Linked DNA regions of Homo sapiens: regions 1 and 3 are each linked to region 2. Evidence: chromatin loops called from intact Hi-C (ENCODE). Cell type or tissue: endothelial cell of umbilical vein. All regions are shown on one strand. Links, peaks and the distances in the headings refer to the core of each region. The heading gives the core; the rest is flanking DNA. Region 1 has its middle 43 kb from the start of RAB11FIP5. Region 2 overlaps RAB11FIP5 (RAB11 family interacting protein 5). Region 3 overlaps SPR (sepiapterin reductase).

Region 1 (9,801 bases), core at 988-8,987, 70 kb after region 2:
ATTCACCTCATGATAGAATTTAATTTTCCTCTAGTTTTATATCAACAAACAATACCATAATGCAAAAGCATTTTATTTTGTACATTGGACCACAGATTAGACACAGCTAAAAAGAGAAATAGTGAAGAAATTACTTAAAATGCAGCAAAGACAGACAGGGAGATGGAAAATGTGAAAGAAGATGTAATAGCTATGGGGTATAGAATGAAACGGCCTGTCATTTGTCTAACTGAAATACTAGAAAGACATTATGGAAAGAATGTCAGAAAATCAATAATATATAGAGAGATTAAGGAAGAGTATTCCAGAATTGATAAAATATATGAATCCAGACATACAGGATGCACAATATAATATCAAAAAGGATAAATAAAAAGAATTCCACTCATGGGATTCTTGTAAGGATATTGAAGAATACTAAAGACAAAGTTGTAAAAGCAGCCAGAGATTGAAAATAAAAGAAGTTCAAGGCCGGGCGCAGTGGCTCAAGCCTGTAATCCCAGCACTTTGGGAGGCCGAGGTGGGCGGATCACGAAGTCAAGAGATCGAGACCATCCTGGCCAACATTGTGAAACCCTGTCTCTACTAAAAATACAAAAATTAGCTGGGCGTGGTGGTGGGCACCTGTAGTCCCAGCTACTCAGGAGGCTGAGGCAGGAGAATGGGGTGAACCCGGGAGGCGGAGCTTGCAGTGAGCCGAGATCGCGCCACTGCACTCCAGCCTAGGGGACAGAGCGAGACTCCGTCTCAAAAAAAAAAAAAAAAAGTTCAGTTAAAGATCTTATCATCTGGCTGGGCACAGTGGCTCACGCCTGTAATTCCAGCACTTTGGGAGGCCGAGGCGGGCAGATCAGCTGAGGTCAGTAGTTTGAGACCAGCCTGGCCAACATGGAGAAACTCTGTCTCTACTAAAAATACAAAAATTAGCTAGGCGTGGTGGCAGACACCTGTAATCCTAGCTACTCGGGAGGCTGAGGCAGGAGAATTGCTTGAACCCAGGAGATGGGGGTCGCAGTGAGCCAAGATTGCATCATTGCCCTCCAGCTTGAGTGACAGAGTGAGACTCTCTCTCAAAAAAAAAAAGAAAAGAAAATCTTATCATCTTACAACTGAATTACAAATATCAATATGGACCCATGCCTTACTTTTAATATGTATTTTCCAGCTCTGTCCTCTGAAGAAATGACAACCCAGTAGCAATAAGCACACTTAGTGGCCAATTTTGCTCACTAAAAGGAACAAGTGCTCCCTGGAGAAATGGCTGGTGCCAGTTCTAGGGCAAGAAATGGACAAGAGAAACCTGGGAGATCTCATTGAGCCATAAAGGAAGGAAGTTGTCAGCAATGACTAAGGTTGAGGACACAGGAGGTGGGGCGCAGTGGCTCACATATGTAATCCAAGCACTTTGGGAGACCGAGGTGGGTGGATCACTTGAGGTCAGGAGTTTGAGACCAGCCTGGCCAACATGGCAAAACCCCATCTCTACTAAAAATACACACACAAAAAAAATTAGCCAGGCGTGGTGGCACACAACTGCAGTCCCAGCCACTCGAGAGGCTGAGGCAGGGGAATCACTTGAACCTGGGAGGCAGAGATTGTAGTGAGTTGACATCGCGCCACTGCACTCCAGCCTGGGCAACAGAGTGAGACTCCATCTCAAAGTAATTAATTAATTAATTAAATAAAAGGACACAGGAACCAACTTGAAGGGACATTTGCTAAAGACAAGATAATAATAGCATCATTATAATAAATAATAACTGCATTTTACAGAAAATTTTCATAATTACACATACATACACGCTGCCACACCTCATCAATCAAGGGATGTTAGTTACGTCTTGGTCAAGTTGTTAATAAAGGGAAGTTTCCAATGGGTGAATTCCAGTTAATAATTAGAGAAGAAATGATAGAATTCGAGGGAAACCACCGTTTAGAAACCCCTAATCAAGTAACAGATGAATTTAACATCAAAGCACAACAACCACGCAAAATGTACCTCCTAGACTGACATAATAGAAAGCACACAGTGACACCTATGACATGTTTTTGCCAAAAAAAAAAAACAAAACAAAACCCAAAAAACTACATTAAGGCTCTAGATATAGATATTTATGGGAAATACAGGGGCTGGAGGAACAAGTGAGATGACACCATGAGGAAGCAATCAGCTAAATTCTGATTACGGGAAATTCTGCAGGACAAATGGCCTGTTTTAAATCAACAAATAAATAGCTTTAAAAAGGGCTGGAGTGGGACTGTTATAGATGAAAGGAGACTTAAAAGACAAAATGCACAGTGTAGACTTTGGATGCTGAGTCAAACAAACCAACTGTAAAAAGGGCTTTTTGGAACAATCAGGCTGGCAATGGGGATACTCATCCACTTTTAAACATGCATAAGGAATTAGATAATATTAAGAAATTAACAGAAAAATAAGGCGAAAGGTCCTTATCTCTAAGAAATACAACTTGATCCATGAATATATCTGAAATTCGCTTTAAATGCTCCAGTAAAACAAAGAATGCCTGTGAGGAGGGGAGGCAGAATGTAGAAACACTATTGGCAAAATGTTGTTAAACTGTTGAAGTTGGATGTTGGGAATGTAGAAGTTCATTATGCTGTTCTGTCTACTTTGAGGTAAATTTATAAAATTTTCCATAAGATTTTTTTTTAAAAAAAGGTAATCAGGAAGAAAAATTATATCACCTGGCCAGGCGTGGTGGCTCACTCCTGCAATCCCAGCACTTTGGGAGGCTGAGGTGGGTGGATCATGAGGTCAGGAGATAAGACCATCCCGGCTAACATGGTGAAACCCCGTCTCTACTAAAAATACAAAAAATTAGCCAGGCGTGGTGGCAGGCGCCTGTAGTCACAGCTACTTGGGAGGTTGAGGCAGGAGAATGGCATGAACCCGGGAGGTGGAGCTTGCAGTGAGCTGAGATCGCGCCACTGCACTCCAGCCTGGGCGATAGAGCAAGACTCCATCTCAAAAAAAAAAAAAAAAAAAGAAAAGTTGTATCGTCTATAAAGATACAACTATTGAACTGACTTTCTCAACAGCAAGCGCAGAAAACAGAAGATAATAGAATAGGCCAGGCATGGTGGCTCACGTCTGTAATCCCAGAACTTTGGGAGGCTGAGGCAGGCAAATCACCTGAGGTTGGGAGCTTGAGACTAACCTGGCCAACATGGTGAAACACTGTCTCTACTAAAAATACAAAAATTAACCCAGTGTGGTGGTGCATACCTGTAATCCCAGCCAAGATCCCACCATTGTACTCCAGCCTGGGCAAGAGAGTGAGACTCTGTCTCAGGAGCAAAACAAAAACAAAACAAAAAACAAAAACAGAACACAACAGAATAATACAGGACTAAGAGAAAGGGCTAAGTCAAAGGACTAAGAGAAAATAACTGTCACACTAGAATCATATATTCAGCAAAACCAACTTTGAAGAATAAGGTGAATTAAGGACATATCCAGATAAACAGAAACTGATTTAGCACCAATAAACCTGTCCTAAAGAACTGCCAAGGAATATTCTTCAGGAAGAAGGAAAATGATCTTCCTTCAGGAAGAAGGAAAATGAAGGAATGTCAGAGATTCAAGAAGGAATGGTGAGCAAATCAACTGGTAACATGTAGGTAAACAAATGTTGCCTGTATTGAGTAATTATGGTATTTTTGATCTTTTGAACTTTTGATGTTTTTTAATCACTTGTTACTGGTAAGTAGGAGAACTGTTGATTTTTATATGTTAATCTTGTATGTGGTCACTTAATTATCTTGTTAGTTATAATAGTTTTTCTGTTAACTCTCTTTTCTAGGTACATAGTACAGTAACAGCATCTGCAAATAATGATATTTTTAGTTGTGTTTTGGTCAAGTAGTTAATAAAGGAAAGTTTCCAGTGGGTGAATTCCAGTTAATAATTCCAAATGTATACTTTTTTTTTTTTTTTTTTTGAGATGGAGTCTCGCTCTGTCATCCAGACTGGAGTGCAGTGGTGCGATCTCGGCTCACTGCAACCTCTGCCTCCTGGGTTCAAGCAATTCTCCTGACTCAGCCTCCCAAGTAGCTGGGATTACAGGTGCCCACCACCATGCCCAGCTATTTTTTGTATTTTTAGTAGAGATGGGTTTTCGCCATGTTACCCAGGCTGGTTTTGAACTCCTGACCTCAGGTGATCCCCTGCTTTGGCCTCCCAAAGTGCTGGGGGATTACAGGCATGAGCCACCGCGCCTGGCCCAGAAGGTATACTTTCTTTTGTCTTGTTGTCTTAGTAGACCCTTCAGTATAATGTTGAATAATAGCAATGACAGTGGACATTTATGTGTCGGTCTTAGATTTTGTGAGAATGCTTTCACTATTTCACCATTAAGTATGCAATTGATTTCTGATTGTTTCCCTTTGTCATGTTAAGGTTTTTTTCTAATCCTAGCTTGCTAAAGTTTAATGAATTCTACTGAAAGCTGAGGTCCTATGTGGTTCAACATAGATACAGAGTCCTATTCAAATATGTGTTATTTGGCTTCCAAACAGAAATCAAAAAGAAATTCAACTTATACTCCACTAGAACACACTTTTCAAGACCCATTTGATTTCCCTCTCCCAGTTCTCTTTTACCCTAGAGCTCTTCTGGAAACCCTCATACTTAAGCCCCAATGCAGGGACCCCGCCCCACCCCACATGGACTTCCTTTCTCTAACTACCCCGTCAACACACCTGTTTATATTGTATAGATAAACTTCGTTTTTCTGGCTGAAGGCCCCACCTTCCCTCCAGCCTCTTAATTTTGTCTGTTTTCCCACTCTGGACCATACATGATAAAAGATCCTGGGACCAGATTGGCAAAGTTTCTTTAGAGGGCGGGCAAGTGGACACATTTTTTTTTTTTTTTTTTTTTTTAAGACGGTGTCTTGCTATGTCACCCAGGCTGGAGTGCAGTGGTGCCATCTCGGCTCACTGCAACCTCTGCCTCCCAGGTTCAAGTGATACTCCTGCCTCAGCCTCCTGAGTAGCTGGGACTACAGGTGTCCGCCACCACACCCAGCTAATTTTTGTATTTTTAGTAGATACGGGGTTTTGCCATGTTTGCCAGGCTGGTCTCTAATTCCTGACCTCAAGTGATCCACCCACCTTGGCCTCCCAAAGTGCTGGGATTACAGGCGTGAGCCATCACGCCCGGCTTCATCCACTTTTAGACTCTCCTGCCCCTTGCATTCACCACACGCTCCCTTGGGTTCTCTCCCACCTCTCTGGTATATACACCCCCAGTCCCTCCCATGCTGATGCTCCCCAGTGCTTCTGCCTTGGACCTGCCTTTATCCCGAAACCTGGGAACTCTCAGCCACTTCATAGCTTGCATGGTTGCACACAAAATGATTATCCCAAATCTGCATATTTAACCCCAACCTTTCCCCAGAGCTCCAGAATTATTTATCAATTGCCAGTACACATCTCCTACAGGATGTCCTCAGGACCTCACGTTCCACAAAACCCTACTCACTTTCCCTGACCGCCACCACACGGCCCCTCTTCTGTATTCCTATCCGAGTTCTGGATGTCATCCAGGAGACAAAGGTGGAAGTCAGCTCCCCAGGCCCTCACAGTTGCTCCCCACATGCAATGGCTTATCAGAACTTTCCCATCACATCCAAACTCCTATCCCGGCTCCATCCCCGCTGTCACGGTCTTTGTACAACACTGATTGCCTCCTACCAGGTCTCATGCTCCAGCCTCCTGCCTGGTCTCCTGACTGGGGCTTGCAGTCTTCTGGCGCTACCCCTCTGTTCCGCTGCCACTGGAACGTGCGCCCCCAAGTCCCCACCAGGCAACTTCCGCAGGGCGCAGTGATGAACCGAGGGCGCCCTCTGCTGCTGTCCCAGAACTCCCACTCCAGTGAGCAGCTCGGCTCCCGGAGGCGCTGCCAGATCAGGGTTCTGACTTCCTTCTCTCCAAGAAATCAGGTCGCTTGGCTCCAGCCAGGAAGGCCGCCCCCATTGCGGGCTGCGAGCAGTGAGAAAGTCGGTCATCATTCCTTTCCCAGACCCAGGTCAACCTCACTGCCCCCACTGATCCACAAGACGCACGGCCCTCCCTCCCCTAGCTCACAGCCTGAGGGGTACCTCCCGAAAGCAGAAGACCCCCACGCCCCTGGGCTCAGTCAGACTGAGCCAGTGTGAGGGGGGTGCAGCCTGCCGGACCTGGACTCTGGGAGTGGACAGCTGTCACCTGTCCTTCGGGTGCTTAGAAAGAGTTGCTCCTTCGGATGCAGCCCTGAGGACGTGCAACTCAAAAGGCGCTCTTCCTCCTGGATGGAAGGGGGAACGCCTGGGGGACAGCGTGAAGTCCCGCAGCGCGACGCCCTGAAAGCAGCCTGGATTTCATTCTCCCGTAGCATCTTATTTTATTTTATTTTATTTTTTGACGGAGTCTTGCTCTATCGCCCAGGCTGGAGTGCAGTTGCGCAATCTGGGCTCACTGCAACCTCCACCTCCCGGGTTCACACCATTCTCCTGCCTCAGCCTCCCGAGTAGCTGGGACTACAGGCGCCGGCCACCGCGCCCGGCTAATTTTTTTGTAGCTTTAGTAGAGACGGGGTTTCACCGTGTTAGCCAGGATGGTCTCGATCTCCTGACCTCGGGATCCACCTACCTCGGCCTCCCAAAGTGCTGGGATTACAGGCGAGAGCCACCGCGCCCGGCCTCCCGTAGCATCTCATTAAGGTGTCCTGGGTTCACACCTCTGCCGCTTCTAAAATGGATCCCATAGCCTCATGGAGAGATAAACAAGTAACAAACGCGAAGATGGTGGAAGGAGGCCAACAGACTCCTTTTAGAAGATAAAGTCATCTGGATGTGGTGGTTGATTAAAGTCACTAAATAAATGTTAATATTTATTGACTGCTCCTGAGTGCCAGGCTCTGTGTGGAGTCTGAGGAAGAGGGGGGAGTCTCCCCCAAGCTTCTAGCCTGAGAAACTGATGGGAACAGGGAAGAACAGATTGAGTGAGGCTAGGGGTGTGCGATGATGGGTCCTGCGTGGGACAAGCTGAGTGTGTGGGGTGTTTCCCAGCGAGGGGCTCATTAGGTGGCTGCTATTCAGGTTAGCACTAGGGGGGACAGCAGGGAGCTGATGGGATCTGTTGGGAGCCCTCGACAGACAGAGGTCACTGAAGCCATGGGGGTGAGCCAGCCCCCAGAGAGGGAGTGTAGAGTGAGGAGAGGACAACAGAGCCAAACCTGAAGGTCACTGGCTCTGAAGCACAGGAGCCCACAGAGGAGCAGTTAGACAGGTAGGGAGAGAGTGTGTGACCTGGAAACCCAGAGACAGTGCTTCAGGAAGGAGCAATGGCATGGCGTCCTTGAGTAATAAGGGACCTGAGAAGTGTCTGTTACCTTAGCCACAAGGAGATCAGGAGAACACTTCTGCTCAATGGAGGAAGGCAAAAGGTTGACCAGTGTTCAAGAAAGGTGGAACCAGAGTTTAGGAGTGAGAAAGGGGCAAAGAGGGGTGTGGTTTGTTTTAATGGGAGAGACCCGAGGGGGTTTAATTGCAGATGGGAAGGAACCAAAACCTGTGAAGGGAGGTTGCAGAAGAAGGACAAAAGAAGGGTGATTGAATAGCTAGTCTAACATGTGGGCAAAAGTCATGTGGTTTAAGATAAGATGGAATTACTTACATGTCCAATAAGGGATTGGTTAGGCTAAATAAATGCCTAACAAGATGAGATTTATTACAAAATGATGTTCTAACAGTAAGTAACTAACTGGAACAAACATATCTAATGATATAATCTTAAATATTTTCTTTTTTATGTTTTATCATTTTTTTCTATCACGAAGTAATACATACTCATTTCAGCAAAAGTCAGAAAATACCTTACATAAAGAACAACCAGAATTCCAGGCCGGAGGCAGTGGCTCACGCCTGTATCACCACCACATCCACTATATTCTATTTGCTAATATAGAATATTCTATTCTAGAAGATTCTAGAATAGAATGTTTATGTGTGATTATTCTATTAGCAAGTCACTAAGTCCAACCCAAACTCAAGGGGAGTGGAAGTAAGTGCCATCTCCTGAAGGGAGGAGTATCAAATAAATGTGAGATATTTAAAAACTACCACAACATGAGGCAGGAGAATTGCTTGAACCTGGGAGGCGGAGGTTGCAGTGAGCCGAGATCATGCCACTGCACTCCAGCCTGGACGACAAGAGACTCCATCTCAAAAACCAAACCAAACCAAACCAAACCAAACCAAACCAAACCAAAACAAAATAAAACTACCACAACAAAAGATCTCTGAGAAAATACATAAGATACTAATAAAATTTGGTTCCTGTGAGGAAAAGAACTGTGTGGCTGGGAGACGGGAAGAAGGGAGGATTTTACTTTGTACTCACTTTATCTTAAGGATTTCTGAGGCTGGGCAGGTGGCTCTTTTGGGAGGCTGATGCGGGCAGATAGCTTGAGCTCATAAGTTCAAGACCAGCCTGGGCAGCATGGCAAAACTCCATCTCTACAAAAAATACAGAAATTAGCCAGGCATGGTGGTGCATGCCTGAAGTCCCAGTTACTCGGGAGGCTGAGGTGGGAGGATGGCTTGAGCCTAGGAGGCAGAGGTTGCAGTGAGCTGAGATCGTGCCACTGCACTCCAGTCTGGGCAATAGAGCCAGACCTTGTCTCAAAAAAATTTTTAAAAAGTGAATTTTTAACAGTGTAAATCTATTAACTATCCAGAAATAAGTAAATAAATTTTAAATGACTGTGGAATATTTTCTTTTTAAAAAATAAAATTGGCCAGGTGCAGTGGCTCACTCATGCCTGTAATCCCAGCACTTTGGGAGGCCGAGGTGGGTGGATCATCTGAGGTCAGGAGTTTGAGACCAGCCTGGCCAACACGGTGAAACCCCATCTCTACTAAAAATACAAAAACTAGCTGGGCTTGATGGTGGGCACCTGTAACCCCAGCTACTCAGGAGGCTGAGGCAGGAGAATCGCTTGAACTCAGGAGGCGGAGTTTGCAGTGATGGAGATCGTACCACTGCACTCCAGCCTGGGACAGAATGAGACTCCGTCTCTAAATAAATAAATCAATAAAATTGTTATGCTATTCAGCTTGATTTTGGCCAAACTGGTTTCAGTCCAGCGTAGTTGCTAAAATGAGACCTCTGAGAAGGTAAGAATGGCTGGGGTGGGAGCACAGAGGATGGGATTCATGTTAAGAGAGAGGAAAGAAGTTTTGGGGTACAAATTGACAGTATTTCTTTTTTATGCCAACTATTTGTGAAGTGGAGGCTTTCTGGAGGAAGCGGCATTCATCTGAACCACAAAGCCTGGATTGGATTTGGCCTCGCCAAGATGAGGGGTGCCAAGGGGTGATGGCACTCCTCAGCATGAGCTGAGATGAAGATGCGAGAATGAGAGGGTCACACCAAGGACAGCTGGAGGGTGGGGTGCCCATGGGAGGTAGGATGGGCAGGTTGGGCCCCATGCATGGAGGGCCTTGAATGGCAAGTCTGGCATCGGGGCTTTCCTTGGAAGCAGTGAAGGCTTTTGATCAGAGTTGTGTAATTAGAGCAGTGCTCTAGTCCAGCAGTCCCCAAACTTTTGGCACCAGGGACCAGTTTCGTGGAAGACAATTTTTCCATGGATGGAAGGGTAGGGGGGATGGTTTCAGGATGATTCCAGCATGTTACATTTATTATGCATTTTATTTCTATTATTATTACATTGCAATATATAATGAAATAATTATACAACTCACCATAATGTAGAATCAGTGGGAGCCCTGA
Region 2 (9,801 bases), core at 1,058-9,057:
GCAGCCCTGCCGCCTCCAGCCCCACTCCTGCAGGGGCCAGGATCTCGCTCCTGGCCTCTGGACGCAGCCTGCTGGCAGCAAAGACGTTGAAGGTGTTGTCCCACTCAGGCAGGGCTTTCCCAGGGGAGGCCAGGGGGGTGGGGCTGGCCCTCGAGGCACTGGGGAGAGAGGGAGCAGGTGAAGGAGAGTTTAGTGCTATGTCGGCTATGAGCTCCTCGAAGAAGGGGTTGCTCTGCAAAGAGGTGAGGAACGGGTTGGTAAGACCCAATAATCCAGGTGGGGTGGCTTCAGGGGCGGCGGTGGTGGCGGCAGCGGCAGCAGTGGCAGCAGCGGGGGAGGCGGCTGCAAAAAGGTTAGTGCTTAGCATGGGAGCAGCAGTGGGAGCAGGAGTGGGAGGGGCCGGAGCCCAGGGGGAGCAGGGGAGGTGGTGAGGAAGAGCAGCTGGGTCAGATTCTACCTGAGGAGACACGTCCAGGCTGTGGAGGGAGACAAAACCGTGAGCCTCCTGGTTAATGCCAAGACTGGAAAGGCCCCTGAGTCCCACGCCCCACCCCCTGCTTCGGGACCAGGGGCCATAACACACACATAGGCTGGATTTACCTACTTGGGCCAGGGTACAGAGGGAAGACCCCAACATGTAACATTATCAAGTGCCTCCCAAGGAGAAATATGCCAGGCAAAGCTATTTTAATGCTCACTCCAACCCCAGAGAGAAATCATCTCATCTGATAGGCAGGATCCGATCCAAACCTAACCAAGTGTTCTTTCCTCTATCCCATGCTGAAGCTTCTAAGGTTCTACTCAACAAGGAATTTACATCTGGGAAAACTAATCTGAAAGCGCCTTACATCCCTTTTTTTTTTTTTTTTTTTGAGATAGAGTCTCTTGCCCAGGCTGGAGTGCAGTGGCGCGATCTTGGCTCACTGCAACTTCTGCCTCCCAGGCTCAAGCCATTCTTGTGCCTCAGTGTGTGCCACCACACCTGAATAATTTTTGTATTTTTAGGAGAGATGAGGTTTCACCATGTTGGCCAGGCTGGTCTCGAACTCCTGGCCTCGTGATCTGCCCACCTGGCCTCCCAAAGTTCTGGGATTACAAACATGAGCCACTAAGCCTGGCCCCTTTTAGGACTAAAAGCAAAGAAAACACCAGCTGGCATGGGGGGATAAAGAGACCAGAGAAAGGCCAGGCCTAGGTATCTGGCTGGACAAAACCAGAACTTATAGGACCTAGCAGGGCACCTAGAATTCTGACACTTGAAACAGCCTGGGTTCTATTGATCCCTTGCAGAAGCAGAAGTAATGACGGGCTGTCATTGGGTGTGACAAGGTGTCTTGTTTCTTTGAGGGGCAGCCTAACTGGCTAAGGAATATAAGCCACCTGTGGAGAACGTCAACCAAAAGGTGCCCTGATGGTCCAGCCTTTGTCTGCCAAGGCTGGCAGTGTGACAGCAGCAGCAACTCTGGATGTCACCAGGGGCTTCTCAGGGACTCTGGGGACGGGGACAGGGCAGGTGCTCTTAGGACACTGGAGAACAGGTTCTGGCCTTCATCTGTCCAGGACAGGGTCCTTTCTGGGGGAAACGCCCCCTGCACTGGTGCTTATCCACAGAGTGAGGCCGACTCCAGAGATGCGGGCAGGGGCGTGCTCTCAAACTAGAGCTTCTCACTTCCCTAGGACCCAGACAGAAGGCCAGAAAAAATGGCTGCCTTGCCACTGAGCCACCGTCAGAGGCAGACCTCGGTGGCCTCACCCTCTGCCTTCTAAGCAGTCTCCCTCCTCATGGCTGGTCTCCCAGGCCTGGCTCTAAGCTTCCAGGACCCCTGTTCCTTGGCTCCTGCCTGTCCAGGTGGAAATATCCTGGGGAAACCCCTACACATCCGACTTTTCAAGCCAACCAGCTTCTTGCACAGGAAATGTAGACAGTGAGTCCTGAAGGGGCAGAAGCCGGGCTTTGGCCAGCCAGCCCATAAGGAGTGTGGCTTGGGGTAGGAAGGGCACCTGTGGAAAGAGCATGAGCTGTCTGGAGCTTGCCCGGATTCTCCCAGGAACCCAGGGCCCAAAGAGGGCAGACCCACACAGAGGTGGACTGAGGCAGGTCAGCTCGGCAGCTACCACCAGGGGCGGACCACAGGAAGGAGTCCAACTAAACAGAGGCACAGGTAGCTCCAAAGATGGTTCTGGGAGAAGGGAGGTCAGCCTCACAGGTCCCAAACCCAGGGATTTCTCGTAAGAATCAGTTTCCCGAGAGTCTCCTGACCCTATTTTTCCCCTTACAATAACTCCCCATCCAAAGGTAAATTCTCAGTCTCATCCCCTCCACCTAAAGATGGAGGGAGAGGGAGGTAAAAATTCCCACCTGTTCCCACCCCACCTGGGCTTCCACTACTACCCTGCTTCTATGGACATGGTGAAGATACCAAAAGAGGAAGAATCGTGGGCCCAGAGCCTCAACCCCAGCAGATGCCCTTTCTCCCTTCATTCCAGACAAGCCCCAGGCCAAGGCACACATGCCTGCTGTGGGGACCAAGGGGAGTGAGAAGCAACATACACCACCACCAGGTCAAGAGCCTGACCTCAGCCCACTTGCCATTAGTGCATCCATACCACACCCAGCCCAACCCTGTCTACAGGACCCGGGCCCCCAGGAACAGGGCTAGAGCACTCTGAGCTGCTTCTCTCCCCAGCCCCCTTTATGACAATAGGCCACAGTGGTCTGAAGGAAGAGAGTCCCATCAACATTAAAAGCACTACGCTTAACTCTGCCCCCTCAGCCCTAACCTGGCCTGCACTCACCCTTGCAGTCTTTCAGCAACCTGGCTGGCAGTCAGAACTGCAGGGACAAGAGCGGCAGGGGAGTAGACTGGGAGCCTCAGGTTAGGCTCGGCAACCTCCCTCTCCCGGCCAGCTCCCCAGAGGTACACACAAACCTGTTTGTATAGAATCAGCAAAGGGCTCTCCCTGGAGGAAGGGACTCCAAGCACCAGGCCTGGCAGGCTTTACAGAGCCAGCAGTACTTCTGAGGGCATCTGTCCATCCTCCTATCTGGTAACACATCCCTCCTTCATGCCTTCCTCTTCCTTGCTCCACACCAAGTGCACATTCTGAAGGTTCTCACTTCAAAACATCTCCCTCCCACTCCACCTGGCCCAGGTCAGGAACATATTCCCACGTATGCTTGTCTTTGCAGGTCATGCTCTGAGAACAAATAAACACCTCTGCATCCTAGAACCTACTGTGCCGGCCTGGCACACTCTCCCCACCCCCAAGCGGTGGGGGCAGCAATATATGCTGATTTGTCTTCTCTTTTAGGATCAAATGCTGGGAAGGAAGTCAGAAGTCCAGATGTCTCTGCCCCTTCAACCTGAGGGAATAAAACTTTACTGCCTGCAGGAAGCTCTGAACAATTGGTTGAACCTGCCACTCAACACAGGAACCACCTGTTCACCCTGACAGCCCCTCTTCTTAAACACTACACCACAGGGCTACCTCTGTAGCTGAAGGCCAGGTGTCACTAGCAGACAACTCTTCCTTGGGCTGAAAAGAGCTCTGTGTCCTTGTTATTTCCACACACTGGTCCCAGAGATGGCAAGTGAATCTGCACAAGCTCTCTACCAGGCAATCCCCCAAAGGCCGAAGCCAGCCTTGGAGGCACGTTCATCTCTAGCAACACTGCCCTTCAGCCTTCCATCCTGAGGCACGACCTCCTGACCCTCCTGAGATGGGCCCAACGTGCAGGAAACATGTCCAAGAGACGGGTACATCCTCTCCCATCACCTGGGCACAATGAGGTGACAGGGGCCTTGTAAGCTGTAAGTAGGGAGAACGTATCATTTATCTTCCAAACCAGAACACTGTTAATACAGTAACCATGACAAGAGCATGGTTGTGAGGAGCACATGAGGAGAGCAGGACGTGAGGCTGCACTAACTCCAAGCCACTGGGAGCACATTATAGTTACTCATTTACACCACCAAGAATGCAGCCAAGCTCCTTCCGCTGCCACAGCACATTCCAGGCCCACAGGGAGGGACCTTGTTGCCTACCACACCTGGTGCAGGGAGGCACTGCAGAGACTGCCAGAGGCCACCATCATGATACACTCATCTCTATGTTGTACCACACTTATTCCCAACTTTAAAAGTTTTTGTAATCAACATTTGATCCCCTTCTGTGCATAGAGTCCTATGGTTAGTGTGGGGGGCGGGGAACAAGGGAACACAAGGATGACCCGGGATAGACACAAAGACAATCCACTTTGGCCCTGGCGGGTTTAAAATGCGTGGTCTTGCCTGTCCTCAAACACACGTGAAGTAGCCTGTGCTGCAGCTCAGTGTGAATGGCTCATAACAGGGCAGGGGAATGAGGCTAAGTCCTGTGGCCAAGACAAGCTTGGTCTCAACTACCTACTCCCTGCTCCAGCACACACTGGTAGGGGCCCAGTGTGACTGCCATGGCCCCCAGCAGACAAAGGCCACATCAGAGGAACAGCAGGACCCTCTTCTCAGCCCTGTATAGCCTCATTTGTTCCTTCCCCACGGCAGCAGCCTTTCTCTGGATACCATACTCAACACGTTCAGCCCCGGGCCTCTCTGTGGGGCATCAGTGCCACATGGGAGCACTAGAGGGCGCCGCTGTTCTTCCTAGTGAGGAACATCCCACAATCTGCAATGGTAGCCCCAAGGCAGAGGCCCCCATTCTCTGGACCTGGGGACAGGCTCCCCAGGCCCCAGCTGGAGATCCTGCAGCTACATTCAGTCACTCCAGTTCTGGGTCTAACCCACAGCTTCCTGCCATGAGGCAGCCCACCTCTCCTTCTCTCCTCAGAGGCCCTAAGCAAGCCCTCTGGGGAAGCGCCAACAGTCCTTTCTTCCAGGCCAGCCTTCCCCTCCCTGCAAGGCACACAAGGCCAGGATGCTGCTGATTGAGCTCAAAGGCCAGGTGTCACATCTGTCCAGGCCAGGCCATCTTACCCAAAGCACAGCCCCTCCCACCCCATCTGCATGCACGGCCACAGAGCCTGGCCCTGCAGCCGCCACCTGCAAATAGGCCCCATCTTGGGAGGGATGCTGAGTGCCCTCCATCCTGCTAAAGACAAGGCTCAGAATTCAAGTGACAGCAGGACAGAAACCTCAGCTTCCTTATGGCCATCAGTGACCCAAATCCTCCAGATTCCAAGAGGCCATTAGGAGATATGGGGAAGCAGGAGAAAGAGGATGGAGACTGTAAGTGCCCCAGGCCAGTGACAACCCCACAGACTCACAGCCTGTGGGAGTCCAAGCCCAAAGCCTGGGCAGGACTCACCTACAAATGGCCCCAGCATTCACCTTGCCCCAGAAAAGGCCCAGAGACACCGTACGCACAACCACACTGAGCCTGTGCTCTGTGCCCCTTTCAATCCAGGCCCTCAGCTCCTCCCAGCAAATGCCCTGTCCAGATCTCCTGCTACCTCCCTCTACCCTACCACCTCCAAATACCTCTGGCTGGCTGTCACAGGGACACCAGGCTCAGCCTGGCATCTGGGAAAGGCCTGTCCCCTTCTTCCCAATCTTCCCCTAGGCCGCAGATGGCCAGCAGCTCACCTGAGCTCTGGTGAGTAGGGGCGGGGCAGTAGGGACAGGAGCTGCCATACCAAGCAAGGGAGGCAAGGGGTGGCATGCCCCTGAAACTGATCCACCCCCCCATACCCCTATCTATGAGGGTCTAACAGGGATTGTCAGCTGACCATGGCCCAAACCTAGAAAGGCCTGCATGTCTCTCTCCACTCCTCTCAACAGACTCAGAGTGCCACAGGGAAACAAAAAGCCAGGACTACAAGATTCCTCTCCCCTCTGGGCAACAGGTTTAGGGTCCTTCCTCTGCCCTATCTTTTGCCCCCTTGTTACTGTGCTTGTCCTCTAAACCTGTCCAAGCAGCCATGGAGCGGGAAGGGCAGGCTTGTTGAGAGAAACAGTGCTCTCACCACACTGGCCAGGGCTGCCACAGATGCTGCCTATGAGGGCTGGCCCCAGGCCCTTGGGAAGGTGCGACACACACTTCTGTGACCTGTACCTGGAGCCCCTCTCTGGACCCTGCTATACAATTCTGCAGCCTCTCCTGGCTCAGAATTAGGAGGAAGCAAATGGTAGGCATCAGGGTCTCTGCCCAGGGCCTGAAATGGGGGACTCAGTATATTCAAAACAAAACAGCTGCCACCAGCACTTCCCACGGTGCCATACCTCAAGACCAAGAGACATCAGAGAGGGCCAGAGCTCCCAGGGTCTCCAAGGACAGAGATGGGTTACAGATTTCATGGGAGCTGCCCACAGCCTCTTGCCTGGGGAAGCAACTGGCAGGTGAATGGACGGGGGAAGGAGTGGTGGCTTCAGTTATTTGACTCCCGTCTCCCAGAGGGAAGTGATCACAGAGACAGCTGGGGAGAAGTCCTCTAGCTCCAGAGAGGGGAAGGGAAGTCTGAGAGTGCGGTCTCCAGTCCTCATCTCTCTACCAAGGCTTCCTTACCTTGAGGCCAGAGGGCAAGAGGTGGAGGTCAGGAAGCAAAGAATTCACACAAATGGACTTTCCTGCTTCCCTCCAGCTCAGGGGGTGGGCATGCCAACTCATGCAGCAAGGCCTAGGGCTGAGAAGTCGGACCCCTCAATCCATAGGACTCTCAGAGCACTATGCCCTCGTAACTCACCTGTGTCCGTGAGCACAGAACGAACCTTGGCTTAGGGAGACACCCCACTAAACCATGCAAAGCCAGAGCCCCAGCAGCCTGCCTGAGGTCCATATCTACTCCTTCCTCCCTGCCCCAGGGTCCAGGCAGCACACACCCCAGCATCCTCCCCAAGGAGCAAAGTTGGTCTTGCCAACGACTTACCTGGGTTTCTGAGTCGGGTCCTTGGCTTCTCTCAAGCCAAACCAGCTACTCTTGGCCTTTTCCTCCCCACTGGATGAGTGATGTGGGGAGGCCCCCAGGATGGGACCCCCCTTTTCCCCCAGAGAGCTTCGGCGACCCAACTCGCTCCGACTTAGGCCTTGGTGGTGGTGGTGGAAGAGACCCATCCGGGGCTTGCGTTCCTCCTTCCGGGCTCCCTCCTTCTCTGCCACAGCCTCAGAGGAGGCCACTATGGGTGTGGCAACCTGGACTGGCTTGCCCTCTGGTAGCCGGGCCCCCTCCTCCTCTCCAGGGTGGCTGGCCCCAGGGGCCAGGACTTTAGCCTGAGCACTCAGCTCCTCCTGTCCAAGCACTGCCTCTGAGCTGCTGTTGCTACGACTGCCTCTGGGCCAGGTGTCATCTGTGGAACGAGGCCCCTCCTCGGAGAACCGGGAAGAGACAGCTTGCAAGGAGCCAGAGGATGGAAGCGAGCCCGAGATGGAGCTGCGGTGCCGCACAGGGCCCTGGGGCTCCTCATTGTAAATGTGGCTCCCATTGACACAGAGCGAAGAGCGGGAGGCAGCATCCAGGTGGCCCTGAAGGTCCAGAAGGGCCCGAGGAGGAGCCACTCGCATCTGGTTGGCCTCATCGCTGTAGGTCCTCTTATGGGTGAACAGCTTGGGGGACTGTGCAGAGTCCCTGCCTGCAGGGGAAACACACAGAGTTAGCTCGCAGGAAGAGAGGCCCCATTTCCTGGCCCCAGGCCTTCATCACCACCCAAGGGGAGAGCCAGTGCCCCCCTCCCCAGGGCGGCGGCCCTGTGCTTGCTCACCCCCTTCAGTGGACAGCCAGCTGCTACGGCTTGGTGAGCGGGTGAGGAGTTCGGCGCCAGGTCCCTGGTAGGCCAAGCTCCCGCTGGCTGAGGACAGGGTGCTGTCCGAGCCCAGCGAGGTGTTGGACTGGGTCAGGGACGACTTGCGCAGCTTGTTGCGGAGGAAGAAGCCTTTGGCTTTGCCCATCTTGCCCAGGCTGCCCAGGTCAGGATCCTCTATGGCGCTGCTTGGGAGGATGGCAGAGGCAGATTCCAGATCATACTTCTTCTTGCCCTTCATCTTGTCCCTGATCTTGCTGAAGGGAGACCTTGGCTTGTCCTTCATGGACAGGTCAAACATACTGGCGCTCAGGTTGTTGCGCGTGAACTGGATGGTGACTTCAATCTCGCCGCGTTCCTTCTCCTTCTTGCCTGGCTTGGAGTGCAGCTTGTACCACCTGTGAGAAGAGGGGAGCAGGCAGAACTCAGTCACGGGCCCAGGGAGCCTGGCTCCCGCCCGGTACCAGGCACTGCCCAGACCCCTCCTTGCTCTGAGAGCCACTGATAGCCTCTCCCCAAAGGCTCCTGCTCTGACCCATCGGCCTGGGCTTCCAGGCTTCAGATGCAGCTGAGAAACTATCCAAAACATTTCCATGATGGAGAAAACCACATCCTGAGTGGGGAAGCTCCTCGGGTGCCACCAGGTAGGGCGGCGGTTACCACACCATGCCTCCTCCCACCCCAGGACCTTCTCCTGGTGCTCAGAGACCTCTCCTCTGCCCCATCTCCCCTACATCTGAAACTCTGAGGCCCAGAGGGGTGAGGCTGGGCCTGGGAGAGCCCTCCCATCTCCAGGCCCCAGCACAGACAGACCTACCCACATTTCTCCCTGTTGACATCATCTCCTCTGGCCAGTCCCAGCCAAAGCTCTGCTCCCAGCCACCGTGAGCCCAGGAAAGAACAGCTCACCCAGAGGCCCAGGGCCAGGAACACAGGAATGCTAGTGCATACACTCATGTATGTATACACACACACACACACACACACACACACACACACCTCACTCACACACTGACTCACCCCAAGCCCTGTCAGGAATACCTCTACAAGATGCAGGAACAGACAAGAATGGCAGAAAGAGACCCAGGAAAGACGAAGAGCGCTCATATCTGTTGAGCATCTATGGTGCATTACGACCAGCATGAGGGTTCTTACCTCACTCCCGCACATACCTCCCAAAAAGCATATGAGGTAAGAGGTACTACCCCATTGTACAGATCAGGAGGGTGAGGCTCAGTGGTAAAGGAACCCATCCGTGGAGACTCAGAGCCAGGTGTCCAGCCCTCCAAAGCTTAAGTTCTTCCCGGTGCACACCCACTGTGCCCAGAGAGACACAGAGACAGCCCCCAACACACATGGCCACCACACAGGGTGGCTGGGGCCCGCCCTACTGGGGAGAGATGTTCTTATGCAGGGGTTGGCAGTTTCTTAGAGAACTAAGCAAACTCCGATCACACAAGGAGCAATCACACTTCTTGGTACTTTGCCTACTGAGGTAAAGACTTATGTCCAAAGAAACACCCTGCACACAAATGTTTATAGCAGCTCTGTTCATGATTGCCAAAACTTGGAAGCTGCCAAGGTGTCCTCCAGTAGGTGAAAAGATAAGCAAACTGTGGTACATCCAGACAATGGAATACTACTTAATGATAAAAATAAATAGGCTATCAAGCCATGAACAGACACGGATGGATCTTACATACATAAGTGAAAGAAGACAATCTGAAAAGGCTTCATGCTTGCACGACAAAACTATTTGACATTCTGCAAAAGGCAAAACTATGGAGACAGTGAAAAGATCAGTGGTTGCTGGGGGATTGAAGAGAGGACAGAGCGATGAATAGGCAGAGCACAGGGACTTCTCAGGAGAGAAAAACTATCCTGCATGCTACCGTAATGGTGGACATGCATTGTTATACACCCACAGAATGCACAAAACAGCAAGTGAACCCTAACATAATGTATAGACTCTAGTTAACAATGACGTGTTGATATTGGCTCTCAAATACAACAAACATGCCACACTAATGCAAGATGTTAACAGAAGAAATGGCGGTGGGGGCGTGGGTGG
Region 3 (9,801 bases), core at 1,167-9,166, 190 kb before region 2:
GTGGACCTGAGTGACTCCACTCAAGTGAACAACTACTGGGCACTGAACTTGACCTCCATGCTCTGCCTGACTTCCAGCGTCCTGAAGGCCTTCCCGGACAGTCCTGGCCTCAACAGAACCGTGGTTAACATCTCGTCCCTCTGTGCCCTGCAACCTTTCAAAGGCTGGGCGCTGTACTGTGCAGGAAAGGCTGCTCGTGATATGCTGTTCCAGGTCCTGGCGCTGGAGGAACCTAATGTGAGGGTGCTGAACTATGCCCCAGGTAGGTGGGAAGTCCTGCCGTCCCTGTCCTCCAGAACCCACTGGTGCGCCTCTGGGGGCTGGGCAAGCGGCCTAGTCCGCCCCCTCCAGGAAACAACCCACAGGATTTTGTCCTTGAATCTTGACCCATCACCCCTTAGGGGAAATACAGACCCAGGGGAAATAGAGGTGGCAGGGGCCGGGGATACTGGTAGAGAGTGAGGAGTTTCCTGGACTGGAGGGTGGGGCAGGAAGGTCTGAGGTATTAGATGGAGTTTGGGAGAAGACTGGGGTTTGAGTTCCAGGCCTTCCTCATGTGAAATGGGGAAGACGCTCCCTGCCTCACAGGGCACTTGGGAAGACTGAATGAGATACTGTATGTGAAAATGACCCTGACCTGTGAAGTGTTGCCTCATTGTTAAATAGGACTGACCACACTGTATTGTCTGCATATGTTTGCTTGCCTCCTTCCCTCCCTTGACAGGAAAGCCTTTGCACTATGCAGATGTGTGTTCCTAACACCTAGCAAAGCACTACACTAAGGCAAGCTGCAGGACATGCTAGCTGTATGGAGAGCAGACAGACTTTGTTGAGTGCTGACCATCCCTGGCTGAACTGTGCTGGAACACTATTGAGGATTCTGGGATAAATAGAATAGATCCCTTGCTCTCATGAACGCCAAAGGACAGGGAGTCTTGTGATACTGGGTCTAGTTTCTGATGCCACAGCGCCCCTGTCTTAATAGTGAGGAGTCTCTTTTAGGCTTGAGGTTGCTGCAATCAGAAGGTGGTGACAGAGCAGCCATGGAAAGCCTGAGCAACTTGGGCAGAAATCCAGTAGCCTGTGTCCCTGGGGAATAGGGTCAGGCTCCCAGGGCAGACAGGTAGAATGGCCTGCACAAAGCACAGATGTGGCAGGGCTGGATCCCACCTTGCTTTCAAGTTCTTCCTCATGTTCTCCAGTACCCCAGCCCCTACCACCCCTGCCCCCCAACACACATGCACAATTATTCTCACAACCAACATTCAACTCATCATCCACTCTGAATTCAGCCCAAGGATTCGCACAAACAACAGTGACCAAATGTAAGCTACAACCAGGAGCAGAGCAGACTCCAGAAGTCCACATGGCTGCGTTTGGTCTCAGGAGGCTGCCCTGGGCATTATGAGGGAGCTGAGATTTTCAGGAGGTCCCCAGGGCCTGAACCAAGGCAGAGGCCAGTCTGGTTTTCATTTCGGTCTCAGGAAGAATGTTCTAACAGGTGCTCAGAGATGGAATGGGCTGTTTGGAAAGGCAGCAAGTCCTCTCTCAGCAGGGATGCACAGGTCATTGGAAAATAGTCAAGGACCAGGAGATAAATTCTCCCTCCAACCCTGGAATTCTCTGATGTTCTGCCCTCGAGGACCATTAACTGCAAATATTGGGGTGCATGAGTGATTCCTATGTGAAGAATAGAACGTGCTTGCAACAGTTCAAGAAGGGAACAATTCCTTTAGGTGGGGAGACTAGAGATGGCTTTATTGGAGGTAGCTGAACTGGACATTGACCTTGGTTGTTGGCAGATGGAAGGCATTCCTGATGAAAGGAAATAAAGGTGCGAAGGCTCACTGTGGGCGTGGCAGGTCTTCAGTTTGCCTGTAGAGTAGGTGTGCCCAGAGGAGGGCAGACTAGGATGCCTTGAGTATTAGGCCAGGCTACTGGGAAGCTGTTGAGGGGTTTTGAGCGGAGGAATGTTGTGATCCCAGTGATGTTTTTGTTTGTTTATTTGTTTGTTTGTTGAGATGGAGTCTCACTCTGTTGCCTAGGCTGGAGTGCAGTGGCACGATCTCGGCCACTGCAAGCTCCACCTCCCAGGTTCACGCCATTCTCCTGCCTCAGCCTCCCGAGTAGCTGGGACTACAAGCGCCCGCCACCACACCCGGCTAATTTTTTGTATTTTTAGAAGAGATGGGATTTCACCATGTTAGCCAGGATGGTCTCAATCTCCTGACCTCATGATCTGCCCGCCTCGGCCTCCCAAAGTGCTGGGATTACAGGCGTGAGCCACTGCACTTGGCCTAGGCTCAGGCAATTCTAGTGCCTCAGCCTCCACAGTAGCTGGGACTACAGGCATGTGCCACCACACCTGGCTAATTTTTGTATTTTTAGTAGAGACAGGGTTTCACCATGTTGGCCAGGCTGGTCTCAAACTCCTGACCTCAAGTGATCCTCCTGCCTCAGCTTCCCAAAGTGCTGGGGTTGCAGGTGTGAGCCACTGCAGCTGGGCCCCAGTGATGTTTTAGTAGAATGAGTTTAGTAGAGGGCTACAGAAGGAGCTGAGGCAGGGAGAGAAGCAAGGTTGTAAAAAGGGCCTGATTGTCGGGATGTGTAGATGCTGAAGGGTCCTACCTGGTGCCTGGTTGGCTCTGGGGACGATGGGGGAGGGAAGGAGGAAGTGATGGACGTTTTGAGTCTGGGAAAAGAATACTTCATTAATAGAAATGGGAATGTCAGGAGGTGGTGCTGGTTGGACAGGAGATGAGAATCTTGGTTTTAGACATGGTAGTCTAGAGGGTCCATGTTCAGTGGGCTTTTGAATTTCAGTCCAGAACTTGATGGTGACAAATTGGAGCCTTTGGCAACCCTGACCACACATTTCAGCCAAGATGACGTGTTTCCTCTGGCCAGACCTGACTCAGCCCCACCCCCGACATAAAACAGGGACCTGAAACCTTCTGTCCCTGCCTTGGCCATGTTCCCTCATCGTCTCCTTTTCATCCTCTAGGTCCTCTGGACACAGACATGCAGCAGTTGGCCCGGGAGACCTCCGTGGACCCAGACATGCGAAAAGGGCTGCAGGAGCTGAAGGCAAAGGGGAAGCTGGTGGATTGCAAGGTGTCAGCCCAGAAACTGCTGAGCTTACTGGAAAAGGACGAGTTCAAGTCTGGAGCCCACGTGGACTTCTATGACAAATAAGCCCATGTTTTTGGCTTCCTGAACCTTTTTGCCCCCACTTTTAGACATACCCCAGAGCCCTGTGGCTCCCCACACCCTGCCATAGGGGCAGTCCTGCCTTACACATAGAAGCATTCATGCCTGCTGCCCTGCCCTCAGGCACAGCCAGCTGTGAGCTCCCAGGTCATTGGCCTTACCAGTTGTCAGGAGTCTGTGCTGTGCACCCTGGGTTATAAGGAGGCTTAGGAGAGAGGTTATGGGTATTGGTGTCTCTATCCCCAGGAATAGAACTTAAGGGGTGGGAAGAACAGGAAAAGAAGCTGGAACACAGAAGAGAGGAGGTTGTGTCTCTTGCTCATAGCAAGCCTGTGGGTAGAGGAAAGAGTGATCTGGTGTCGAATAGGAGGACCCATGTAGATTCGCAGATGGCCTGGATGGGAGGAAGGGCAGACGGTACATGTCCCAGCCCACATAGATGCCCCTTGCTGAGGGTAGCAGGACCTTCTGTTGAACTTTGTGTCCTCACTCTGATGTCTCCTTCCTTCAGAATCTACCACCCCTCCCCCAGGCTGGGAGAAGGGGCTCCTGGGTGTCTGTATACACGCCAAAGGCAGATACAAATAAAATACAGATTGTCCTTTCTTCATGCTTGCTTTCTCCTCTGATACAGGGCCTATGACTGACTGCCTGGTTCACTGGGCCCAAGGCCATTCCCAAGGCAGTTAACCCAAAAGTGAGGTGTTGTCCTTATTTCCTAGGGAGCTTTCCGGGGGCCATCTGCCTCCAGTCATCAGGCCCCACTCAGTGGCAAGCCCAGGTGCAAAGTTGCCCACAATCGGCATGCCTGCTTTTTTGTGCTGTTGCCCACGCTGACCCCAGCCTTGATAGCCCTTTTCTCACCCTGGGCTATTCAGAATACCCATCTTTTAGGGCCCAGCTTACAGCCTGCCCTCCACATGGCCCTAAAGCCTGGGTCCTTTCCCCAACTCTGTGGATTGCCAATTCCACCCCCTGTCCACGTGGCAATGCTGTGAATGGATGCCAGCTGCTATTGGCCCTTTTGGCATTGTCCATCTGGCCCATGGTCCAGGTCGTCAGTGGGGTGGGCTTAGGACCAGCATGCCTTTGGGGGAGATGGGCAAGATTCCAAGAAAGGGAAGCTCTGAGAAATCAGGGCTGCAACCAAGCCAATCCTTGTGCAGGTTGGTAGACATAGGCTGGGCTGCGAGCTCCACGGCAGTGGTGGTCTGCAGCCAGCACCCTGGCCCCTGGCCATATTTGGGAGAAGGAAGCGTGGTCCCCTGCCCGCTGACTCCAGGACTCAGCCTGCCTCTGAGTGTGCAGAAGGGAACTCCTCCTTGTGCTCAGCAGAGGGCGCATGGAGGCCGCGCCTTTTGCTGAAGGGCAGGCCCTAGGCTGAAGCTGGCAGTGCCCTGCCTGCTCCCCTAGGAGGGAATGGGCGAACTTTTACCTGGTCCAGCAGATGCCTTGCCCTCATGCCCCCATCGAAGTAGAAATCACTGGGCTCAGGTTCCTGCTCTGCCACAGCTGGTAACCCAGGGCAAGTTTCTTCTCTGTGCCTCAGTTTCCTTATCTGAAAAATGTGGATTATAATGGCACCTACCCTGAAGGGTTATTTTGAACATTAAGTGACCTAATGTTTGTAAATGTTCAGCACAGTGCTAGCATTGTGGTAAATGCCCTGTAGATGCTAATATTATTTATTGCCTTTAAATATCAAGATCCAGCTCATCCTGGAACTCTGCTGGAAGCCTCCTCTCCTCTAGACAGTTCAGACATCCTCCCCTGCCTGACTTGAGGCAAAAACTCTCACTGTACTGCCCCTATTCAGCCTCCTGGAGGTGAGGGTGGGGTCTGGTCTGGATACCTTGTCTTGGATTTACAGGAAAATGTGTGAACTTTGGAGTCAGGAACCTTCAGTCCCACTACCTTGTCTATGACAGAGATGCTGTGGGGTGTTGGGCAGAGCCCTGCTCTCTCTCTGGGCTTCAGTTTCCTTAGAGCAGTGAACTCCAAGATTCTTTCCTGGACACCTTCGTCTGAGGTGTTTCCAGTGTGGTGAGGCCATGGATTATGGCAGCCTGGGCTGCCTTTCATGACGTGGTGGGTGGTGGGTAGGTTTCCTCACCAGGCCCCTTGCTCCTGTGGGAGTGTGAGGGTGGGCAGTGCCAGTCCAGCTCCTTGTGGATGATCATCGGGGTTGACTCTGTACCTCCCCTCTAGGCTGGTTGGCCAGGGGCTTAGTGAGGAGTACCGCTTGTCCCCACGAGGTGGCGAGGCCCTCCCATGCCTGACATTTGTCTTCTCTGAGCCCAGAGATGTAAGAGCTTCGGAAGTGCTCTCTTGGGCTATCTCTCCCTGCAGCCCAGGATTCTGGACTCTCGGGCCCCCAGGGAATTGGGGAGATCAGAGATGGGCAGCATCACTCTTCCTGTCAGGTCCCGAGGCCTCTTCAGTGACCCACAGTCTCTGCCCTCAGGGATTTCCCAGACCTTGCTCCCAGCCCTGGACTCAGCCTCCCCAGGTCCACCCACACTGAGGCATGGAGGCTTTTGTGGCGGCCTCCAGGCCATAAGCAGCCACCCTCCAGGGGCTAACCATCTGTGTTCCCCAACCGCATGACCTGGCCTTGGCCACCGCACACATGAGCACACGTGAGTGCACACACACAAATACATGCCTGCACATGCCCAGGGCCCAGCTGCTGGAGCGAGCAGGGCCATAGATGAGCTAAAAGACAAACGAGGTTCCTCTTTGTCTTTGGTGTGAGAGCGCTGTGCAGTTTTTGGTTTTGTGTTTAATACACCTGCACTGGGGCCAGCAGCTGGCCTGTAAGGAGCAGGGGGAGTGAGGGGAATATTCCAGGCCAAAGCCAGTGTCCAAGAGCATGACCAGCTGGGATTAGTCTGGTCAAGAGGTTCCCCCGAATCCCCAATTCCTGTCCTTCCTCCTATGAATACATATGTGTGCCCCCACACCCAGGCTGGTGCTGAGTCTGTTGTCAGCCATCAGGGTCACCCGCCCGGGATGTACTCCATCCTAGCATCTCCCCGTGCCTCACCCCAGAGAGCTAAGCCCTGGAATGCTGCCTCCTGGCCTCCTTCACCTTCGTCCTTTCCCATAGAACATGGCCTCATAGGCTAGCATGCATGCGATAATTCTGACTCATATGGCAGGTGAGCACACCCAAAAGCGCCCAGGCGTGCCCTCGCTACTGGGCTCCCGTGTGATGACAGGGAGGTGGGTGAAGATGACTCCAAGTCCCCTGGGGTAGAAACCCCCTGAGGTGGCACCTCTCCAGCCCTCACATCATCTCTCAGTGATCTGGGGTGTAAAAGCAGGGGAGTGGACCAGAAGCCACTAGACAGCTTGCTGGAAACCAGCTGAGGAATCACTCTGAACCTCTGGGGTTAGCTGGGGGAGCCGATGGAGGGTAGGGCTCTGAGCCTGGAGCGAGCCATCCTTGCCCCACTCCCCAGTCCTGAGGTCTCCCACCTGTGGTGCTGGGAGGCGGGGAGCAGCACAGATGTTGTCTCAGACTTTTGAAGTAGAGCCCACTCCCACGAGGGAATGATTGTTACTTCCCAGCCAGCCTCTCCTACCTCACCCTTTGTCTCTCCTTTCATCCATGGTAACTCCATCTTCAGCCCTAAGAGCCCTTCGTGTGAGCCAGGAGAGTCCCGGACTTCTTTTTTCAGTGAGGAGCTGGGGGAAAGGAGGAAGGGAGAGAGAAGGAAATGCCTATCCCTTGGGGGCTCCTCCCCCAGATGACCTTAGTGCTCAGCGTGGTTCCTCAGCTAACTAACCTGAAAGCTGTCTAGCAGCCTCTTAGTCCACAGGACTGCCAAAGGACAACCCCAGATCCCCCTATCTGACCCCCAGGGCAGGAGCCCTATGCAAAGGACAGGGACAGCTGCATCATTTTGTGGAACAAAATGAGCTTTTTCTAAGAGTCCCTCCTTGAGGCTTGCCCAGGTGACACACGAAAGGGACCAAGGGCAAAGTGAGGAGTTGAGAGGAGGTAAGTCCCCTCTCTGCTCTGGAGCATCCAGGCAGAAAAACAAAAGCAGACACCTTGAGAGTCAAAGACGGAGACAGGGCGAGCTGGACAGTGAGAGAGGAAGATAGAGAGAGGGACAGAAACACAGGGAGGAAACAGGCAGAAAGATTCGAAAATGTAGTAAGACAGATTTAGACGAAGGGAGAGAGATGGCGGGAGAAGCCACACACCCTCACACACTCACACACGCTCATACTCCCTCTCTCTCTCCCCCCTCCCTCTCTCTCTCACATACACACACTCACACACACACACACCCCGGGCATGCACTCACGCAGCCGCCCTGAGCCTTGCTGGAAATAATCCCGTTCGCGACGCCAGGGCCTCAGCTGCACAGGCGTTGCCGAGCTGTTACCTTGCACATCTGTCAGCTCCAAATGTAGAAGCTGTCATAGGACAGTGTGTGTGTGAGTGTGAGAGTGTGTGCATGCCTGTTCCTCCCAGAGAATTCTGAGGACTTGGTCGGCAGAGGGAGATTCCCAAGGGCCCGGAGGCTCTCCAGGAAGTCCAAGCCCTGGAAAGCAGGTCTGCTCCTTCCCTTCCTGCACAGGGAGTGGCCACGGGGCCGCCCAGCTTTATGAGATAGCCCGCTGGACTTGGCTTCTGTGGCCTGGCTCGGCCACTTACAGCCATGGGGCTCTGGGCAGTCACTTCTCAGAGCAGCTGGGTCTCCTGCTTGTCAGGTCGAGATGTTGGGTAGCTATGCCACCTGGAAGGAACCCAGAGAGGGGGTGATGAGCACCTGGTCTGGTGTGTGTCAGTCACTTCTGGTAGTCAGGGATTTTTCTCTGAGAGCTGGGAAGTCCTTCTTATGTCTGACTCCCACTTCTGGGAATGTATCCCGCACCCAGGTCCCTCTGGGGCACCGAGAACATTGCCCTCCTCTGACCCACTCTTCTCCACACCACTCTCCTTGCTGGACCTGAGGATGGGCCTTGGGCACCGACTCCGGGCACAAAAGGTCCAAGAACCTCAAACACCAAGTCTCCAGGAGCATAGGGTGTTGGCACAAAGCCTGGAGGATTTGAGAATGTTGAGCCTTTTCCTGTAAGGATCCTTGGGTAGAAATTTTTCTCTGGTGACTCTTTCCAGGTTTTCAACCCCCCTCCCTGGCCCCAAATGTCAGGACGCTCTTTTTTTGTGTTTGCACTTCCTCCTGCTTTAATCTAAGCTTATCACAGAGAAATTGTATAGCAATGAGAAAGAGGCCCCAGAAACTATCTAGTAAGGAGGGCAGCTTTTTCACCCCAAGTAAGAGGAAAGAGGGACCCTGGCCAAAGGGACCCCACCCTGTATTGGTGCTCTTCCCACAATGCCATGCCCACCCCATTTAATCCTCCCGTGATCCACGGAACTGACCCCTTGAAGACTTGAATACAAAGGCCCTGCCACCCATCCCACAGGCTGGCACCCTCACGCCTGTCCTGGCCTCATCAGAGACCATCTTAACTCCAGGCCATCTCTCATGCTGTCCTCAGATCCATGGTTCTTTCTGCCCAAAGGCTGGATGGAACAATCTAACAGGCGTTGTATGCTCATGGTGCTCACAGCAGGGTGTTCTGAGAGAGGAGATGAAGCCAAAGACTTGTATCAGTGGTTCGAGCCCAGAAGCCATCACCCGGAATATGTTCTCACCAGGGACCTGGGTCTCTGTGTATGCACATCACGGATACATATGAATCAGACATGGGCCTGCCCTGGGCCCAAGCCGTGTGTGTGTGTGTCTGTGTGTGTGTGTGTGTGTGTGTGTGTGTGTATATATATATATATATATATATAAAACTGTTTGCCACCCTAGAATTAGTCTTATGCGGGTTTGAACATTCAGCTTTTCTTATGCATGGAGGGGTGTAATTGTGTGTGTACCTGTGTATAAGTGTTCTGATGTAAAACTTACCAGATAATGGTGTGGTGTGCAAATGTGGGTTTGGGTGTATAGCTGTACATGCACACCTATAAGCCTATTGTGTGAATGTAAGCATAACTTTGAAAACTACTGTGAGCGCACATGAGCATTTGTATTTGAATAACAGTGGGTCTGTGGGTTTAAATCATGTATGCATCAACAATGTACATATATGTGATTATGAGTGCTGGTATATAACCACATGTTGTATTTCTGGGTTGCTCTCCATTCATAATTGGGTGTGCATGTGTGCGCACGTGACAGGTTGTTACCTTGCAAGCAGGAACTCATGCAAAGCTGTGCATGAGATTTATGTGTGTGTGATTTTGACACGGGGCTGGTGTCCCTGGATAAATGAGTGTGTTCAGGCCTGTGACTGGGGTACAACAATTGTGTGTTGAGAAACTGCAGACAGCCCTTAGGCCATGTCCAGCGAGAAGGAAATGTGTAAATGTTTGTTGAACACAAAACAGAACAGCCACAAAATGCCAGGCCCTGTAGTGGCGCGGCAAATCGTGGAAGTTTTTTCCTCCCTCTTCATCTCTCCCTCTCCCCAGCATCTCGGCCCCTCTCTGGCGTGGTTCCCTCACACCTAAGCCCAATGGTGTTTTGCAGGCTTTCAGCTGTTACCTCAGTCCCT

The links. A loop is a pair of places that touch in the nucleus more often than their neighbours do. Peaks named below come from ENCODE experiments on the same cell type or tissue, not always from the same donor. Only the 100,000 strongest peaks of a DNase experiment are listed, where the experiment ranks them.
Region 1: it touches region 2 in a loop (13-fold over the local background); 108 of 110 quality-filtered maps call a loop at or near these places.
Region 3: a loop joins it to region 2, with 10 times the contacts of the local background. A loop is called at or near these places in 49 of 110 quality-filtered maps.

What each region holds. Positions count from the first base shown.
Region 1 is chr2:73,150,917-73,160,717 of GRCh38, forward strand. No RefSeq gene overlaps it. Among named protein-coding and RNA genes, the nearest start is that of RAB11FIP5, 43 kb to the left of the region's middle. In endothelial cell of umbilical vein, for the core only: a CTCF peak has its summit at 5,883 (motif pointing left); DNase peaks (open chromatin) are centred at 1,315 and 5,815.
Region 2 is chr2:73,081,188-73,090,988 of GRCh38, forward strand. RAB11FIP5 (RAB11 family interacting protein 5) reads right to left here. Exons shown (of 6, transcript NM_001371272.1): 2 at 7,692-8,128; 3 at 6,863-7,562; 4 at 1-476. Among named protein-coding and RNA genes, the nearest start is that of SFXN5, 14 kb to the left of the region's middle. RefSeq lists enhancers at 3,194-3,488, 4,707-4,756. In endothelial cell of umbilical vein, for the core only: a CTCF peak has its summit at 4,618 (motif pointing right); DNase peaks (open chromatin) are centred at 3,384, 4,614 and 8,624; H3K27ac peaks cover 2,242 bases.
Region 3 is chr2:72,888,343-72,898,143 of GRCh38, forward strand. SPR (sepiapterin reductase) reads left to right here. Exons shown (of 3, transcript NM_003124.5): 2 at 1-262; 3 at 3,005-3,816. The coding sequence ends at 3,195. Among named protein-coding and RNA genes, the nearest start is that of SPR, 5.8 kb to the left of the region's middle. RefSeq lists a silencer at 1-120 and enhancers at 3,838-4,339, 5,177-5,266, 5,667-5,956, 9,259-9,801. In endothelial cell of umbilical vein, for the core only: CTCF peaks have their summits at 4,556 (motif pointing right) and 5,447 (motif pointing right); DNase peaks (open chromatin) are centred at 4,559 and 5,489.